Linked DNA regions of Homo sapiens: region 1 is linked to region 2. A link is a loop called in an ENCODE intact Hi-C map of the cell type or tissue named here. Cell type or tissue: Caco-2. All regions are shown on one strand. Each heading gives the region's core, and the rest is flanking DNA. Links, peaks and the distances in the headings are about the cores only.

Evidence for each region. Peaks named below come from ENCODE experiments on the same cell type or tissue, not always from the same donor. Only the 100,000 strongest peaks of a DNase experiment are listed, where the experiment ranks them.
Region 1: a loop joins it to region 2, with 7 times the contacts of the local background. A loop is called at or near these places in 2 of 110 quality-filtered maps.

The regions. Positions count from the first base shown.
Region 1 is chr5:76,454,709-76,463,536 of GRCh38, reverse strand. IQGAP2 (IQ motif containing GTPase activating protein 2) reads right to left here. Exons shown (of 36, transcript NM_006633.5): 2 at 1,868-1,967. Among named protein-coding and RNA genes, the nearest start is that of IQGAP2, 56 kb to the right of the region's middle. In Caco-2, for the core only: no CTCF peak of the experiment used is centred there; a DNase peak (open chromatin) is centred at 5,383.
Region 2 is chr5:76,509,250-76,518,077 of GRCh38, reverse strand. The region is part of intron 2 of IQGAP2 (IQ motif containing GTPase activating protein 2); the gene reads right to left. It also overlaps the pseudogene SRXN1P1. Among named protein-coding and RNA genes, the nearest start is that of F2RL2, 110 kb to the left of the region's middle. In Caco-2, for the core only: no CTCF peak of the experiment used is centred there; a DNase peak (open chromatin) is centred at 3,637.

The DNA.
Region 1 (8,828 bases), core at 485-8,484, 55 kb after region 2:
ACCTGACTGGCACTATAGCTTACAGAATACTTTCACCTTCTTTAAATGATTTTTTAAAAATCCTTGAATCCATGAATAAGTAGGGCAATAAGTAACATCATCTTGATTGTCTCATTTACAGAGGGGACAAATTGAACTTCCCACAGGTAAAATGGTCTGTGGAAGGTCAAGCTGCTTGTGTAAGTGGTGGAGCTGGGACCAGGAAGTTAGGCAAACCAACTCCCAATCACATATCATTTTCCTCTACATGACACCCCTTCCCACTTGTTAAAAACAGGAGGCAAAAACAAAATGTAAAGTGAGTATCAATAGAAAAGTAAGTTTTTCTACTATCTCCTTGAACTTATTCACTGAAAGTATATTTTTTCTTTTCTTTTTCTTTCTTTCTTTTCCTTTTTTTTTTTTTTTTTTTTAAAGACAGCGTCTCACTCTGCCACCCAGGCTGGAGTGCAGCAGCCCGATCTCAGCTCACTGCAGCCTCCACCTCCCAGGCTCAAGTGATCCTCCCACCTTAGCCTCAGGAGTGGTTGGGACCACTTCTTTCTAATGCCTATGAATCAATCTCCTTATCTAACTTTTTTGCGACAACTTGACTAAAAGCATGTTTTTAATGATCTTAGACTGATAGTGAATCGCTAGCATCCTGCAACCTAACTGTAGACTTCACAGACATGTTAAACAATCTTTAAAACTTGGTTTTTAGAGCCTAAAGAAAGTTACGTGACACTACTAAAATATTAAACAACTCTGAGAAACCCCTTGAAAGCAATTTTGATGTCAAATTAGGGCATGTGTCACCAAAATACTGATTAAAAACCTCATCATTCTAGTTCTGTAGATAGCCATTCATCAGTGATCAGAGATAATTAACACCAGTGACCATTTAACCAAGTATTTATTTCTATATAGCTAAGAGGGCTGGAACATATCTTTGTCCAGGGAACAATACTGTCGCTCCACCCTGGCATAAAGCATTCAATCAAACTCTAACTCATGGTATATGAACTCTGTAGTATTCACCCCACAAAGGATAAAGTTCTCTCAATTCCTCTCATGAGGAAAGTATTTGCACTTAGGACTCTTTATCTTCACTTTCTCCTTGGAGAACGCAACATTTATTTAATCTAAAAAGCCTAAAAGAGTCAATGTGATTTTAGAGACAATATACCCTAAGTGGCCACACACCCACGGTTTAAAGAGGAGATTGCTGTCATAAACCTACTTAGGGACTGATGGACTTCAGTCTGATATGCCACTGTCCTGCTGGGCATTTATCATCATTGGGCTGCGAGTGGGGAAAAGACCCAAGGAAGCTCTGCGGAAAAAGGAAGTTGATTTAAGTCATTGTTGCTCCTCTACATCCAAGCCAGTGAGATGAAGAATTTGAAACAATCTGCAGTTGGCCCCGTGATTTCCTGGGAGGCTCCGAGGCAGGGAAATGAATAGTTGCCTTCCTCCTAGTGCCTCAACTTTGGCTGTGGCATCAACTTTTTCTCAACTCTGCCCAACCATTTGCAAGAAATAGATGCTTCTTCTCCCATTATCCTGCTGCCAACAAGACTGCAAATGAGTTATTAGAACTATGTAGCATATGCACAGGAGTGTGATGTGCACCCAGCTGTGACTCAGGAGTGGAGCAGAGTGTGGAGGGGTCATCCCCTAGCCCACTGGCCTCCTGGCATGGGAGGTTTGGCCAAATCTAAATCACTGAGTGCAGGCAAGAATCTCTCCCTGGCCATCTCCAACTACGACAACTCTTTAGAATTGCTGGCCCATTTCAGAACCCTCTGGTCATCAAATCCCACGCCCTTATCACAAAGCTTATCTCCAAGAGATGGTGCACAAATAGACTAAGTCTGGATCTTACCTTTTGGCTTCCTCTAAGTGGCACAGATATTCATAAGCAATGTTCTGCCGCCTCCTCTCATCCATCTCCTCTGCAGAGAGCCTTTCATCGTCCACAATAGCTAGAAATAGAGGATAACAACATGTGATTTACAAAGGCAGTCTTCATTAAACACCTGAGACAATCAATCAGAAAAAAATCATATGCAGCTGAACATTTAACATTCAGAGACAGGAGTATTGAAACACCAGGCAGAGAGAGAAATTTGCCTTTGGATTTTACAATATCATTTCTTTTCCTTTATTTTTATTTTTTTTTTTTTTGAGACAGGAACTGGCACTGTCACCCAGGCTGGAGTGCAGTGGTGCCATCATGACTTACTGCAACCTCAGCCTCCTGGGCTCAAGCAATCTTCTCACCTCAGCCTCCCAAGTAGCTGGGACTACAGGCACACGCCACCACACTTGGCTAGTTTTTTTATTTTTACAGTATTATTTCTAACAAGTGAATCAAGGCCAGGTGCGGCGGCTCACGCCTGTAATCCCAGCACTTTGGAAGGCTGAGGTGGGCGGATCACAAGGTCAGGAGATCCAGACCATCCTGGCTAACACGGTGAAACCCCATCTCTACTAAAAATACAAAAAATTAGCCAGGTGTGGTGGGGGGCACCTGTAGTCCCAGCTACTTGGGAGGCTGAGGCAAGAGAATCAGGAGAATCACTTGAACCTGGGAGGTGGAGGTTGCAGTGAGCCAAGATTGTGCCACTGTACTCCACCCTGGGCGATAGAGTTAGACTCAGTCTCAGGGAAAAAAAAAAAAAAAAAAAAAAAGCAGTGTGCAAACGGGCAGGAGCTTCCATGGATGTCCTCATCCTTGTCCCATCCCCCTTCCTACCACTCCCAATTTTCCATTGTGGCTCCATTCCTTGAACATGGAGACCTCACCCCACAGCATTGATACCAACGGGTGTCAACAAAGATTGACATGTGTCAAAAACATTTTCTTTTTCTTTAATAAACTCAGTCCAATCTAAACTTTAAAACTGAGCTCTCACATTTCAGAAAAGTACAGAAGCTCTCAATCTTCCTCTGCACCTCCATTGCGAGAGTCCAGGTCTTAATGTCTCTCCCATAAAACTCTCAGAACAGGTCTAGTCACTCAGCCACTACCCCTTTTCCACTCATTCTCCCCATGGCCAACAGAAGCGTCTTCCTTATTACTTCCCCTCTCAAAACTTTTGATGGCTCCCCTATTTCCTACAGAACAAGTTCTAGAGCACTTTGCATCTCCCCACATCCAGGAAGCCCACACTTTAGCCAGAGCTCCCAGGCAGCACCGTGTTCCAGGACCACACCACTCCCTCCAACGCTGAGTGCTTCTGCTCCACCCTTCTCTCTGCCTGGAAAGCCATTCTCCCACCTTCTGCAGGTGGTGCCTTTCACATCATCTCAGGCAAAATTCCATGGATCTCTGAATCTAAATCCATTGGCTCTCCTTGGCACTTTAGTTCACATTTTTATTACATCACTCATCAGAAAAGCCCCCCACTGTAAATCAGTCTGTCTGTCTCTCCAAACTAGGGGATCCTTAGAGGAAGCTTTTGATCATCTTCATGTCTCCTGCCAATTTGTCAGGGCTCCTTGCACATAGATAGCACTCTGCGCGTACAGAAAAACTACCTTCCAGTGAATCCTCACTAAGTGAGCTCATCATTACTCCATAATGAATAGACTTTAAAAATTATAATTTTTAGGCCAGGCACGGTGGCTCACGCCTGTAATCCCAGCACTTTGGGAGGTCGAGGCAGGCAGATTACTGAGTCAGGAGTTCCAGACTAGCCTGGGCAACATGGTGAAATCCCATCTCTACTAAAAATACAAAAATTAGCCAGGCGCGGTGGTAATCCCAGCTGTAATCCCAGCTACTCAGGAGGCTCAGGCAGGAGAATCGCTTCAACCCAGGAGGCGGAGGTTGCAGTGAGCTGAGATGGCACCACTGCACTCCAGCCTAGGTGACAGTATGAGACTCTGTCTCAAAAAAAAAGTTATATTTCTTTCCCTGTGTTTTCTTAAATGATACCTGCCACACTCACATACCATCACCTAATCCTCCATCTCTACTGTTCTGAACAGTTAATCCCCAAGATACCTCATGATTTCCAGTTTCTCTTTTTAATTTCAGCTTAAAGACTTTCCCATTTCTGACAGGATATTTTCATTTTATAGTAAGTACTTCAGAAACAGTAAGGTTTGGATCCAAAATAAAACTCCTAGTGGGAGCCCATGTGCTTGTCACACCATCCCCAACTTGGAAGAGTGGGCACTGGAGTCACATTAAAAAGGCGGTGCTCTCCCCATCTTTCCTATGCTGCTGCACCCTTCCGGCCTCAACTAACCCCCCAGCAGAAGACAGAAGCCCCAGCAGAACCCCGTCCCTCGGCCTCTGCCCACAACTGCCTCCACAAACCATGCAATATTGTACCAGCCCAGGACAGCTGCTGAGGGGCTCCCAAACTCTGTTATCATCCTGTCCAAATAAGAGATTTTACTTAATGTGTGAATTAAAATACACACCCACAAAGCTTTAAATTGCAATTGCAACATATTGACCCCATCTAGTGGGATCCTACCTATCTTCCAGGCTTGACCCAGTGGGCACTTTTCTTCCCAAAGTCTTCCTGATTGTCTCAGCTCAAAATGCCCTCCTATCCTGCTTTGGTTAACAGTAAACTCCTAGAAGACGTATTTGTGTCCTCATGGTGCCCAGCACACCTCCCTGCACAGGCTGCATGCTCTGTAAAAATATATGATGAAAAAATAAAATATCTTATCGGGAAAGGCTCCCAAAGGGCTCCAAAATATCTCTGTGAGGTAATTTTATTTATTTACACTCAATAAGAGTATGATCATTAATGGAGCAAAGATAGCACCATTCTGTGGACTTTACTCAACTAATGTTCAATTCGTAGGTTCTATGTGCCACATGTGAGTCAAAGCACCAGACACAGGGTAATAAGTATAAAAAATGTGTACCCTCATGGGACTTCCTTGTACATACCCATTCCTTGCCTTCTGACCTTCTGCCTGGCCCACTGACTTTCTAACTACACACACTTTGGCCTCACCTTCCTTGAATGGGAGAGAACACCTTTCATAATCTACTGTCAAATTGTAAGTCTAGGAAGGTTAGGGAATTTGAGAAAATCTTAACAGCAAAAGCAAGTCCTTCTGGGCCACAGAGACTGCCTGCAAATATTTCTGCATTACTCAATATTTACTAAGTAGTGGCTTTTGATAAGAACCACTGGCATGGATAATAACACTGTCATTTAAAGATCCATCATGGAGCTAATAAAATAATTCACTTAAGATGTGGCTTTACTGCCTATAAAGGACGTTTCCATATGTTACTGTGTGGTTCTGTGGTTCTCATGATCACCCTCAGAGATAGGCATTATCTCTTTCCTATAAATGAGGAAACCAAAGTCAAGCAAGGGAAAGGGACTGCCCACAGCTATTTGCTGGGTCAATGGTAAAGCCAGGGCCGGAACTAAGGTCTGTCAACATTGCAGCCCTTATTCTTTGCCCAGTACCTCCTGCTGTTAAATCTAAGTGGGCCCAGGAAGGGACTTGTCACTGCCAAGCCCAAGAAGCAGGTCATTTAAGTGGCTTCAAAATTCTTTTCATTTTAAAGTAACTTGATTAACTGCAACCTCCACAGTTCATCTTTACTTGCTGCCGTGAACCACAAAAAACATGAGGACATTGTGAAGAACACAGCTTTCTGATGTATTAGCAACTCACAAAATACCACTTGCAGCATCAGATGACAGTTCAAAGCAATTGCATTCTATGAAAATTACACAATAAGGCTTATTCACAGATTCAAGGAGCAGAATGAAAGCAAGTTGTTAGAGAGTATTTTGAAATAGAAGTATAAATTAGAAATGAAAGGGTCCTTTAGGAGTCCATTTCCCAAAGAACACGTACAAAATCCAATGTAAAAATAGCCCAAAATCTACCTAATTCAATAAGGAGTTGACATGGTCGCTGTTTAATTTCCCCTATTCTCTACCTGCTACCTTCACACAGAGACACCAAGGCCACCATACACTTTGTATTAAAATTCACTCATTTGTTCAACAAACATTTGAGTGGCTGCTTGGTGCCAGTTTATTATGGAGATGGAACACAAAGTGATGAATATGACTCAAAAGGTCTCTCAAAGTTTTTATTAAACAATTGAAAGTTTGGCATAATTACGAAATGCTTAGATTTGAGGGATATATTGAAGGGAGGGTTGGCAAGAGGCCCCAAAACCAGGGCTTGGAATCTGTTCTGTAATAGGGTATTATTTAGGGTGTTTCTCTTCAAGGAAAAGCAGAAAACCAGGAATTACCAATTCATAGAAATATGTCCGGCTGGGGTAGCTCCCACCACTTTGGGAGGCCAAGGTGAATGAATCCCTTGAGTTCAGGAGTTTGAGACTAGCATGGGCAACATGGTGAAGCCCCATCTCTACAAAAAAATACAAAAAATTGGCTGAGTGTGGTGGTGCAAGCCTATAGTCTCAGCTACTCGGAAGGCTGAGGCAGGATTACTTGAGCCCATGAAGTGGAGGCTGCAGCAAACTATGATCGCGCCACTGTATTCCAGCCTGGGTGACAAAGCAAGACCCTGTCTCAAAAAAGAAAGAAAGAAAGAAAAAAATATGTCCACAATTTAGCATTTATTTTGTATTTTTAAAAATTTAACCTTTATTTATTTTCAGTAGAGAAAAGGTCTCACTATGTTACCCACGCTGGCCTTGAACTTACCCCTGAGCTCAAACAGTCCTCCAGTTTACGCCTCCCAAAGTGCTGGGATTACAGGAGTGAGCCATGGTGCCCAGCCTTAGCATTATAAATACACATTGTTATTCTATGTGTTTCAAAATTTCTACAAGGAATCCTAAGTATACTTGAATAGATAATTCATTTCAATTGTTCATTGAACCATCTTCTAAGAGTTGGGAACTGCTTTTATCTGGAAGAAAATACCTAAAAGGATATCTGCCCCCTCTCACAACTTAAAGAATAGTTATCAGAGATGGCATTTATACATCAAAGAACACACTAGAAGGAAGAGAACTGATTCCAAGACACTAAAACTGGGGTGGGAATGGGAGAATGGAATATAAAGATGAGAGAACCTAAAGTCCAAGATTTCAGGTAAGCTGATACCCTCTGTAAATTTGACCCGTGGTACATTCCTGCTTCATACCAGCTTCCAAAAGTATTTCACAACTGCTTAATCTTAAGCTTTAAAGGACTACATAATCAAACTTCCTTAAACTGAATTTTCTTTTGAAAAATAGGCAAACCCTAGGCCGAAGTTGTTAGTAAACCAATACGTATTCACAGGCACTCTAAAGAATCTGAAACGATGAAAGAGACTGCCACCCCCATGTTAAAAACATGGCTTCATCAAGACACTAAAATTATGAGACACTGAGCACAGGCCCTCGAGTCTCATCCATTTCTATATCCCTACCAAGGGCAAAAGAAATAATAGGTGCTTAGTAAAGGCTGCTGAATGGTGTGCTCAACTTTGTGCTTCAAGGCAGAGATGCTGTGTCCTTCCAAGTTTAGTCCTACGAAGTTTGCTGCTCTCATAATAGTCACACAAGATACTAAGGGCAGGGGAACTTTATGGAAAGCCTGCCTTCCACATCATTCCTGGAACTGTTCCCCCATGACACATTTCTAAGAACCTTCCAAAGTTATAAATCAACACACAACTTCAGAGGATATTCGGGTTAGACAAGGCTGTAAGCGACTATGGCCACCTACCATAATAACACAAAGCCCCAAATCTTCAAGTTTGGCATTAGAAGAATTTCCCAGGTGGAGAAGTGAGGGTAACTAACAGTGACAAGACAAGTTTACCAACAAGAGTTAGAGTTCCTGATTGGCTGCCAATACCCTCTTTGTTGCAGTGAGGTCACTAGGGCCTGGAATAGTTAAGAAGCTTGTCATAATTATGCAGGAAAATGGAGAGATAGTTTAGGCTTTACGAAAATAATTTATCCTTTTCTGCAAATATGCTTTCAATGTACATGGCATCAGGATCTACACATGAAAGAGGGTTCCTTAATCCCACTTTCATACAAAAGTCCCCACACTATTTTCATACTTACAAACATCTACTTAACACTTGTTGGTTTTGTTTGTTCTCTTTTTTTTTTTTTTTTTTTTTTGAGACAGAGTCTCGCTCTTGTTGCCCAGGCTGGAGTGCAGTAGTACGATCTTGGCTCACTGCAACCTCTGCCTCCTGGGTTCAAGCGATTCTCATGACTCAGCCTCTCAAGTAGCTGGGACTACAGGCATGCGCCACCATGCCAGGCTAAATTTTTTTTGTATTTTTAGTAGAGACAGGGTTTCACCAAGTTGGCCAGGCAGGTCTCAAACTCCTGACCTCCTGAGGGATGCCCACCTCAGCCTCCCAAAGTGCTGGGATTACAGGTGTGAGCCACTGCATCAGACTGTTCATTTGTTTTTAAACCAAGCCTGGGTCTCCAAACCCAGGATGTCTTTCCAGAATAGAAGAATTATTTATAAATTTCACACAAGAGAAAAATTCATTTGGTCCGCTGTGTAAATCTGAATAAGAATATCTAATTTCTTGCAAATCAAAACCAAAATGAGATACCATCTCACACCAGTTAGAATGGCAATCATTAAAAAGTCAGGAAACAACAGGTGCTGAAGAGGATGTGGAGAAATAGGAACACTTTTACACTGTTGGTGGGACTGTAAACTAGTTCAACCATTGTGGAAGTTAGTGTGGTGATTCCTCAGGGATCTAGAACTAGAAATACTATTTGACCCAGCCATCCCATTACTGGGTATATACCCAAAGGATTATAAATCATGCTGCTATAAAGACACATGCACACGTATGTTTATTGCGGCACTATTCACAATAGCAAAGACTTGGAACCA
Region 2 (8,828 bases), core at 258-8,257:
GGCTGAGACAGAAGAATCTCTTGAACCCAGGAGGCGGAGGTTGCAGTGAGCTGAGATCATGCCACTGCACTCCAGCCTGGGTGATAGAGCAAGACTCTTGTCTCAAAAAATAAATAAAATAAAATAAACGTCTTTATTTCGTAAATTGCCCAGTCTCAGGTATGTCTTTATCGGCAGCGTGAAAATGGACTAATACAGTCCCCTTATAAAAGCAGCAGCCCTACCATCTTAGTGAGTTCCTACTCTAAAATAGGTGCTTTAGATAGGTTTTCATTTAACCCTTACAACAGCTCATTTTCCAGGTAAGGATGTAATTCAACAATCGCATACTCGTATGCGATGGATCTAACTTCTAGTTGTTGCTACCCAACTCTCTTCCCAATTCCCAACTCCTCTGGTGAACTTACAAGAAATGAAAAACTTCTGCTTTACAGTGTCTTTCTTATATACTTACTTTTTTTTTTTTTTTTTTTGAAACAGGGTCTCACTTTGTCACCCAGGCTAGTGTGCAGTGGCACATTCACAGCTCACTGCAGCCTCAACCTCAAGCGATCCTCCCAACTCAGACTCATGAGTAACTAAGACTACAGGAATGCGTGCTACTTAACATTTTAAGCAGTTCTAGAAATAGAACATTAGAATGTAAAACCAGGTAAACACGTTACTGTTATTTGCATGAATCTGTATGATTATGAATTGAAGAGTTGAATGCAGTTAGAAGGAACAAAAATTGGGGCAATGGTGAGTGGGTTTAAAAGGAATATATGAGTTGGTACTTATCTCCCTGAGATCACATCCCATGGATGATGCATATTTACATGTGTGTGCACGTATGTATCTGATGATATATAAAGTAAAAAAATATTTTGAACTATGGCATATGAGATCCTGAATGTACTTCCTTTTATACTTTAAGTGTTAACCTGACTCAGGGGAAAAAATGTATTTAGTTTTCCTTGGCAGATTGAGTAGACAATCAGAATTACTACTGACTACCAGTAGTTGGTCTCTGGCTCCTGGTTTTCTTTTGATAGCTCTCTTACCGACTGTTAATTTCTACCTTCAGCTGCTTTGGAACTCCACATTGACAGGAAAGGGGGCCACTATCTTGCCTTCTAGATATATTACTTTAAAACAAGTACTTACAAATGGAGTGTCTTTATCAATTTTTAAAATACAATGTTTTCTGGCATGAAAAATAAAATTTTTTAAGTTAAGATAGCAGCTAGTCTTTGGAAAGCAAGCAGACATGCAAAAGGGAACATATACCTTTCTTCTCTGTGAAGCACATAACTTGCAAAGAAAATCCATGTGTAAATTTTCAAAGATCCAATTCACACATGTTCAACCGTCAGTTAACATCTGTGGCTATTTTCTGCTCTATTTTCTGCTCTAGTTAAAGCACTAGAATTCTTTAGACAAGTTTCCATCATGTATTCCGGCAACCCCCTCCCCCAACACACGCACATACTCAAACACATCTTTTCTCTAAAGTTCCTTATATTTGGAGTTTCTCTGAACAATTAATGTTTCTATTATCCTGGAGAATTAAGAAATAACTTTTAATTCAACTATAATCCAGTATGAACTTGAAAAAAATATGCCATCAGCTACTGTTGGAAGGCAAACATCACAAGTTGACTTAAGTTTTGTTATAGCTTGATGATTTTTATAAGTGAAACAAATACAAAAGCTTAAAAAGTATGTCCACCTGAAATCTTAATAGGATGCTTATCTTTCCTCAAAACAGTAAAACATACTGAAACAACCTAATATTTTAAGAATGGTTCGGGCAACCACATTACATTATAGATTTATATTAAGTTTATAGTCAACTAAAATCTTAAGCCTATTTTCTGCATATTATTATTAAACTATACTTCCTTTTAAAAAGATCATCCCTGGCTGGGTGTAGTAGCTCATGCCTGTAATCTCAGAACTCTGGGAGGCTGAGGCGGGAGGATTGCTTAAGCCCTGGAGTTCTAGACAGCCTGGACAACATGGCAAAACCCCGTCTCTGTAAAAAACACAAACATTATCCAGGCATGGTGGCACACGCATAGTCCCAGCTACTCAAGAGGCTGAAGTGGAACAATTGCTTGAGCCTGGGAGGTCAAGGCTGCAGTGAGCCATGATCTCGCCATTGCACTCCAGCCTGGGTAACAGAGTAAGACTCTATCTCAAAAAAAAAAAAAAAAAAAAAAAGATCACCCCCTTGTTCCTCAATGAGGACATTTATATATCTAAATCCACTTCTGACTTTCCTGCTGATATTTTTCTTGACCTTCATTTTTAAAGAATAAAAAGAAAACAAAACAAAAAAACTACTTTATTTTTCTAAAAGCACAGTATATGCAGTATTTGGAGTTTTGCCGTTTCACATCTGGACATCTCTCAAGCTGAAATTCAACTTGGTGAAATGTGCTTTACTTAAACAATTTTTAAAGCAAATAAGAAACAAATTTGTTCCTATAGATGCACTTCTTTATCTCCTTCTCACCTCTGTCCTTAAGTCATATTCTTTCAAGTCAACTACTTTTCTTCAAGCTGAACTCTTAAATGCTAGAGGCAATAACTGAGTTGCTAAATATTTCTACTTCATCTCCCCTTTTACTTAAGATAAAGAAAAAGACTTAATGGATATATGCAACTCATTTTCACTTACTTGAAAATCTTTTACTGGAATTAAGCCACAAAAGGTTAAAAAAGAAAACTCCAGGAGAAAAATCGCTTGATAAAATAGTCACCAGATTCCTCAATCTTCAAAGAATGTAAAACAGTGATCAAAACAACAGCATCATTTAAATATTTTCAATCTTCTAAAAGGAAAAATAGGTAAAGGCAACCCTTTGTCATGTAACAAGCATGGTAAGCATGTGAAGAAGCATGATAAGTACGTGCCCTTCTTTTGCATGTGGTTAGATGTTTGACTGGTTTAAAATGTACTGGTTAAAACATATTAATACCAATCTAAACTCTTCATTCAATACATAGTAGAGCAGTCAAAGTAGGGCTACAAATCCCAAATATAATATGCCAGTGATCAAATACCAATAAATGAGAGCATTCTAATGTCAGAAACATATCAGCTATTGCACTGTACGTCACAATAACAGTCATATAGGCAATGAGTTTCTCTTCCATTTCACCTAATAGCAGAGCTCTGGATAGACTGAGAACACAGACACACTGAATTCAGCTGAATGCATTTTTCAAGGACCCACTGTATTAAAAGCACTCCAGGTGATTCAAAAACCAAGGTGGAGGGAAAACAGTCTTAGTCTTAACCATCAGGTAACCTACAGTCCAACTGAGGGGGAGGGGGAGGCAAGTACAACGTGATGTTTAATGCAAGAGTGTCTGAACAAATGTCAACAAGCTACAAACAACATACTATGATAGAGGTCACTTCTGATTTCAATGACTGCTTCTAACGAGATTTCAGAGAGGACAGACCACGTGATGCAGGTGATGGAGAAACCGAGGAGGGAGAGTAGCATGAACAAAGGTTTTTCCCCAGGGGAATGATAGACTCAGGACTCCATTTCAGGAAGATTAATCTGATGGCAGGAGGTAGGACAGGCTGGGAGTGGGTAGACCAAACGTAAGCAGCTAGCATGCTGGCAGCTGGAATGGGAGAGAGAAAACAGATAAGGAAAAGCTCATCCACAGAGCTAGCAAAATATCAAGTGTGCCATCAAGGACAGTGGAATTTTTACCATGATTGATGTCTTGTGGCCTGGGGTCAGTAATTTTAAAAATGAAGGGAATCCTGCCTGTAATCCTAGCACTCTGGAAGGCCAAGGTGAGTAGATCACTTGAGGTCAGGAGTTCAAGACCAGCCAGGCCAACATGGTGAAACCCCGTCTGTATTAAAAATACAAAAATTAGCCGGTTGTGTTGATGGGTGCCTGTAATCCCATCTACTCGGGAAGCTGAGGCAGGAGAATCACTTGAACCCAGGAAGCAGAGGTTGCAGTAAGCTGAGATCATCATGCCACTGCACTCCACCCTGGGTGACAGAGCAAGACTCCGTCTCAAAAAAAAAAAAAAAAAAAAAAAAAAAGGCAACAAATAGACTTTTGAGCAGTTTTAGGTTTACAGGAAAATTAAAAGAAAAGTACAGGATTTCCGTATAGCCCCTCACCTATGCCCATTAATGTCTTACATTAGTGTGGAGCATTTGTTACAATGGATGAGCCAATATCCATATGTTATTAATAACTATAATCCATAGTTCATGTGATGGCTCACTGTTGGTGTTGCACATTCTGTATTTTGATGAATGTATAATCCACTATGACAGTATCATCCAGAATAGTTTCACATTCCTAAAAATCCTCCATGCTCCACCTATTCATCCCTCCCTCCCCTTAGCCCTTGGCAACCACTGATCCTTTTACTCTCTGTAGTTTTGCCTTTTCCACGGTGTCATGTACTTGGAATCATACCATATGTAGCCTTTTCAGCCTTAGCTTCTTTTGGATGGCCCAATAGCTTCCACTAACTCTTTCACTGTGGCAAATCAATATTTCTGTGGCTTATATGGAACATGGGAAGTTACTGAACTTCAATGTCATAAGTGTGTTTTATAAGGAATTCTAGGAATTTTATACATATACGCAAACTAGTTTAAGTGTTTGAATTATGCCAGATTTTACCACTGTTCAAGATCATCATCCCTATCAAGAGTGGTGTTTTGGTGGCAGACAGACCTGGTTCAGACCCAGAGCTTTCCCTTCCTGCTCTGGTCTTGATCTTTGAAATCTCAAGGGTTCTTAAAAATGTATTTTGGGGAAAATGCCATGTTCCTCAAAGGAGTGCTGTAAGGACTGACTGTGATAATATGCCTAAAATATTTAGCACAGTACTTGGCACAGAAAGAGTACACAATAAATGGTAACTATTAATGTTTCATGATCTCTGTAAGCCTTCTACCAATGAAAAAGCATTTAAAACTAGCCAAGGCCACGAAAGTGCAAAAGTAACATTTCTTTTCTTTTTTCTTTTTTTTTTTCTTTTTGAGACAGACTCTGACTCTGTCACCCAGGCTGGAGTGCAGTGGCACAATCTCAGCTCACTGCAACCTCCACCTACTAGGTTCAAGCGATTCTCCTGCCTCAGCCTCCTGAGTAGCTGGGATTACAGGCGTGCGCCATCATGCCCAGCAAATTTTTGTATTTTTGGTAGAGATGGGGTTTTGCCATGTTGGCCAGGCTGGTCTCGAACTACTGACCTCGTGATCTGCCTGCCTCGGCCTCCCAAAGTGCTGGGATTACAGGCGTGAGCCACCGCGCCCAGCCCCAAAAGTAACATTTCTAAAAACTCATACATAGTATATAGTTGATAGAGGCAAAACATTGCAGTCATTGGAAATACTTTTTTCTGAAAATTGTAATTTGATAGACTGTCTAAAAATCTGTAAACTTCCACATCCTCAGTTGCCACTAGGTAACATCTGAGAAGCACTCCAGTCTCACTATAGTACTAATTAGCTTTTCCCCTGTCTAATTCAATAGATAGTATCACACTTCAGAGTTTGGTTTCTTTACAGACTGACACCAATAAGCCCAAGTTATCTCTTAAAGATCACCAATAGAGAAAGCAATTAAAAGGTTTTGATTTCATGGAATCAAAAGTTTAGCTACTAAAGCAGAAAGGTTAGCACGTGTAAACTTGGTGCAGAGAAGGATCATGAACTCGTGAAGCTCCCAATCCTCCTAAGGTTTTAAATTTTCCTTCTCAAGATACAAAAGCCTTATACAAAGTCTGAGTTCCACACTTTCAATGTGTCTTACGATCTGTTTTTGGATGCCCAAGTAACTTCTTGGGATAGGATTCTGGACCCTCTTCTTTAATAGTAAATTCTGTATTTTGGCTAATAATCAAGCTCCACTAGAGTTTCTGTCTTCAAATAGTTTGTCTTTCAAACTCTGACACACCCCTATCTCTCAGTTTCCCTGTTACTGCAATATGAGAATAAGAATTAGAATCCATCTCCAAAGTACCCTGGAGACAATCTGCAATGTAATATAATCTTGACCTAAGGATACTGATGAAAGGACTATATGCCAATTGTCTGTATAAAACTCATTTAAGGCCTGGCGCGGTGGCTCACGCCTGTAATCCCAGCACTTTGGGAGGCCGAGGCGGGCGGATCACGAGGTCAGGAGATCGAGACCATCCTGGCTAAAACGGTGAAACCCCGTCTCTACTAAAAATACAAAAAATTAGCCGGGCGTAGTGGCGGGCGCCTGTAGTCCCAGCTACTCGGGAGGCTGAGGCAGGAGAATGGTGTGAACCCGGGAGGCAGAGCTTGCAGTGAGCCGAGATCGCGCCACTGCACTCCAGCCTGGGCGACAGAGCGAGACTCCGTCTCAAAAAAAAAAAACAAAACAAAACAAAACAAAAAAAAACTCATTTAAGAAAGACACTTCCTTTTTTTGTTTAAATGGGATTCCAGTTTTATTTCAGGAGGCAGTGTGCCAGTCTCAGTAGATGGAACATGACTGGTCTACTCAACCAATACAACTCTGTTCCCTACTGTCTTAACTTTCTTCACAGCTACAGGTGCAGTGGTAGCTAGCTCAGGCCAAGGGCACCTAAGTGAAAATCTGCAGGAGGAGAGAGCAGGAAACAGGTTTCTGACAGAAGTTTTACTTTTTGATAGAAGTTGACAGGTCCAGCGAGCTTGGCCCTTCTTCTTCCCCCACTCCTTTTGTCCTTGATCACAGACATGATTCTTGGAGACATGGCAGCCATCTTGTGACCATGAAGTAACAAGCAAATGAGGGCAAGGCAAAAGGATCTCGGAGATGTGACCCCTACCATCACACAGCTGTTGAACCAATACCATTAGCCACCCATCTCTGGAATTCATGCTATGTGGAAAAACAAACTTGTTTGTTTAAACCATCGCAACCAAGGTTTTCCTTTCCTTATGGCAGAATGTAGTCCATATAATAGGGTTATATAAAGACAAAAATGCAGTAGGATCCTTGTTCCTGGGAATGTGGAGCCAGCAGCATGTGGCTCTGCAAGCCCATCTCTGTTCTCCTTTCATTCTCTCAATAATGCTTCATGGGTAAGGCCATGATCCAACTGTCATAGATGTTGGAACTGAGGCTCCCACACTGTTCAGCATGAGTCCAAGGCCTTGCAGCTGGTGAGAGGGGTGCCCAGAGTGAGACCCTCCCCACAGGTGCAAAGAGAATGCATCCCTGCTATCCCTTCTGGAAGGCCCAGCCTGCTGGAGGCCAGGTGTGTCTTCTGGGCTCTTGGAGGTGGGGGCAGGTGCCAAGGAGGTGGTTACTGCAAGTCTGGTGTGGGTGCCCCCAGGTACACCCTTAGGTCCGAGAGGGTGAAATGGACAAGCTTGGCAGTCTGGCTGCAGCTGCTGCTAGGCTGTTTAGCGGTGGCAGTCCCCAAAGGAGTAGAAGTAGTCACCTCCCTGGGCCCCTCTGATCTAGAGGACATCGATGGCACACTGTCTGGGTCCTTCCAGATCGTGTCCATGAGACTCTATACCTTGGCGGGGTCCAGCACAGATGGCAGCAGCCAGATGAGCACCACGGGAGATGCAGCCTGAGTGGATCCTGCCACCTGTGTGCTGCTGCCTGGCCCGGGACCCTCAGGCGCCACCCCTGCCTGTATGGGCCCTGCACCGTCATCACTGCATCCCCCAAGAAAGACACATCTTTATTGCAGTTGCTAATACTATATTGGAAAACCTTCTTAATGATCCAATAACATTCAACAAGGTTAAAAATAAAAATTAAGACCAGGCACAGTAGCTCATGCCTATAATTCCAGCATTTTGGGAGGCTGAGGCGGGTGGATCATCTGAGGTCAGGAGTTCGAGACCAGCCTGGCCAACATGGCAAAACTCCATCTCTACCAAAAATACAAAAATTAGCCGGGCATGGTGGCGGGTGCCTGTAATCCCAGCTACTCAGGAGGCCGAGGCAGGAGAATAACTTGAATCCAGGAGGCGGAGTTCACAGTGAGCTGAGATTGAGCTGCTGTACTCCAGCCTGGGTGACAGAGTGAGACTATCTCAAAAAACTAAAAAACAAACAAAAAAAAAAAAAAAAGAAAGAAAATTAATCATTTAAATCTATTCAGTGTGAAAAGGAGCTCTCTAAATATTGTTTCCCATAATTTTAAGATATGGAAAACTATTAGCAGCTCTTAGGAAATGTTGGGTGGGAAGAAAGTTTTATTATTCATTCTGCCCACAGGTACACCCTTAGGTCCAGGAGGGTGACTATCTACTAAGGGTAAAAGTACTACGGATACTTTTCTCATGTTCTGTCCTATGACCCATCTCTGCCCTCAGGATACTCCCAAGTCTAGACATAAAGACAGTTTAAAAAGGACAAGGAATCTGGGCACAGTGGCTCACACCTGTAATCCCAGCACTTTGGGAGGCCAAGGCAGGAGGATCACGAGGTCAAGAGATTGAGGCCATCCTGGCTAACATGGTGAAACCCCATCTCTACTAAAAATACAAAAAAAAATTAGCCGGGCATGGTGGCAGGCACCTGTAGTCTACTCGGGAGGCTGAGGCAGAAGAATGGCGTGAAACCGGGAGGCGGAGCTTGCAGTGAGCCGAGACTGCACCACTACACTCCAGCCTGGGCAACAGAGTGAGACTCTGTCTCAAAAAAAAAAAAAGGACAAGGAATTGCAAACAAAAAACAAATTGGCAAGTACTATAAAAGAGAGAGTTTATAAGGTACAATTGAGTCTTGCTTTTCTCACTCAACAATACGATCATAAACATTGTTCAGTGTTACTATTCAGTCTTTCTACACATCATTTGTGAA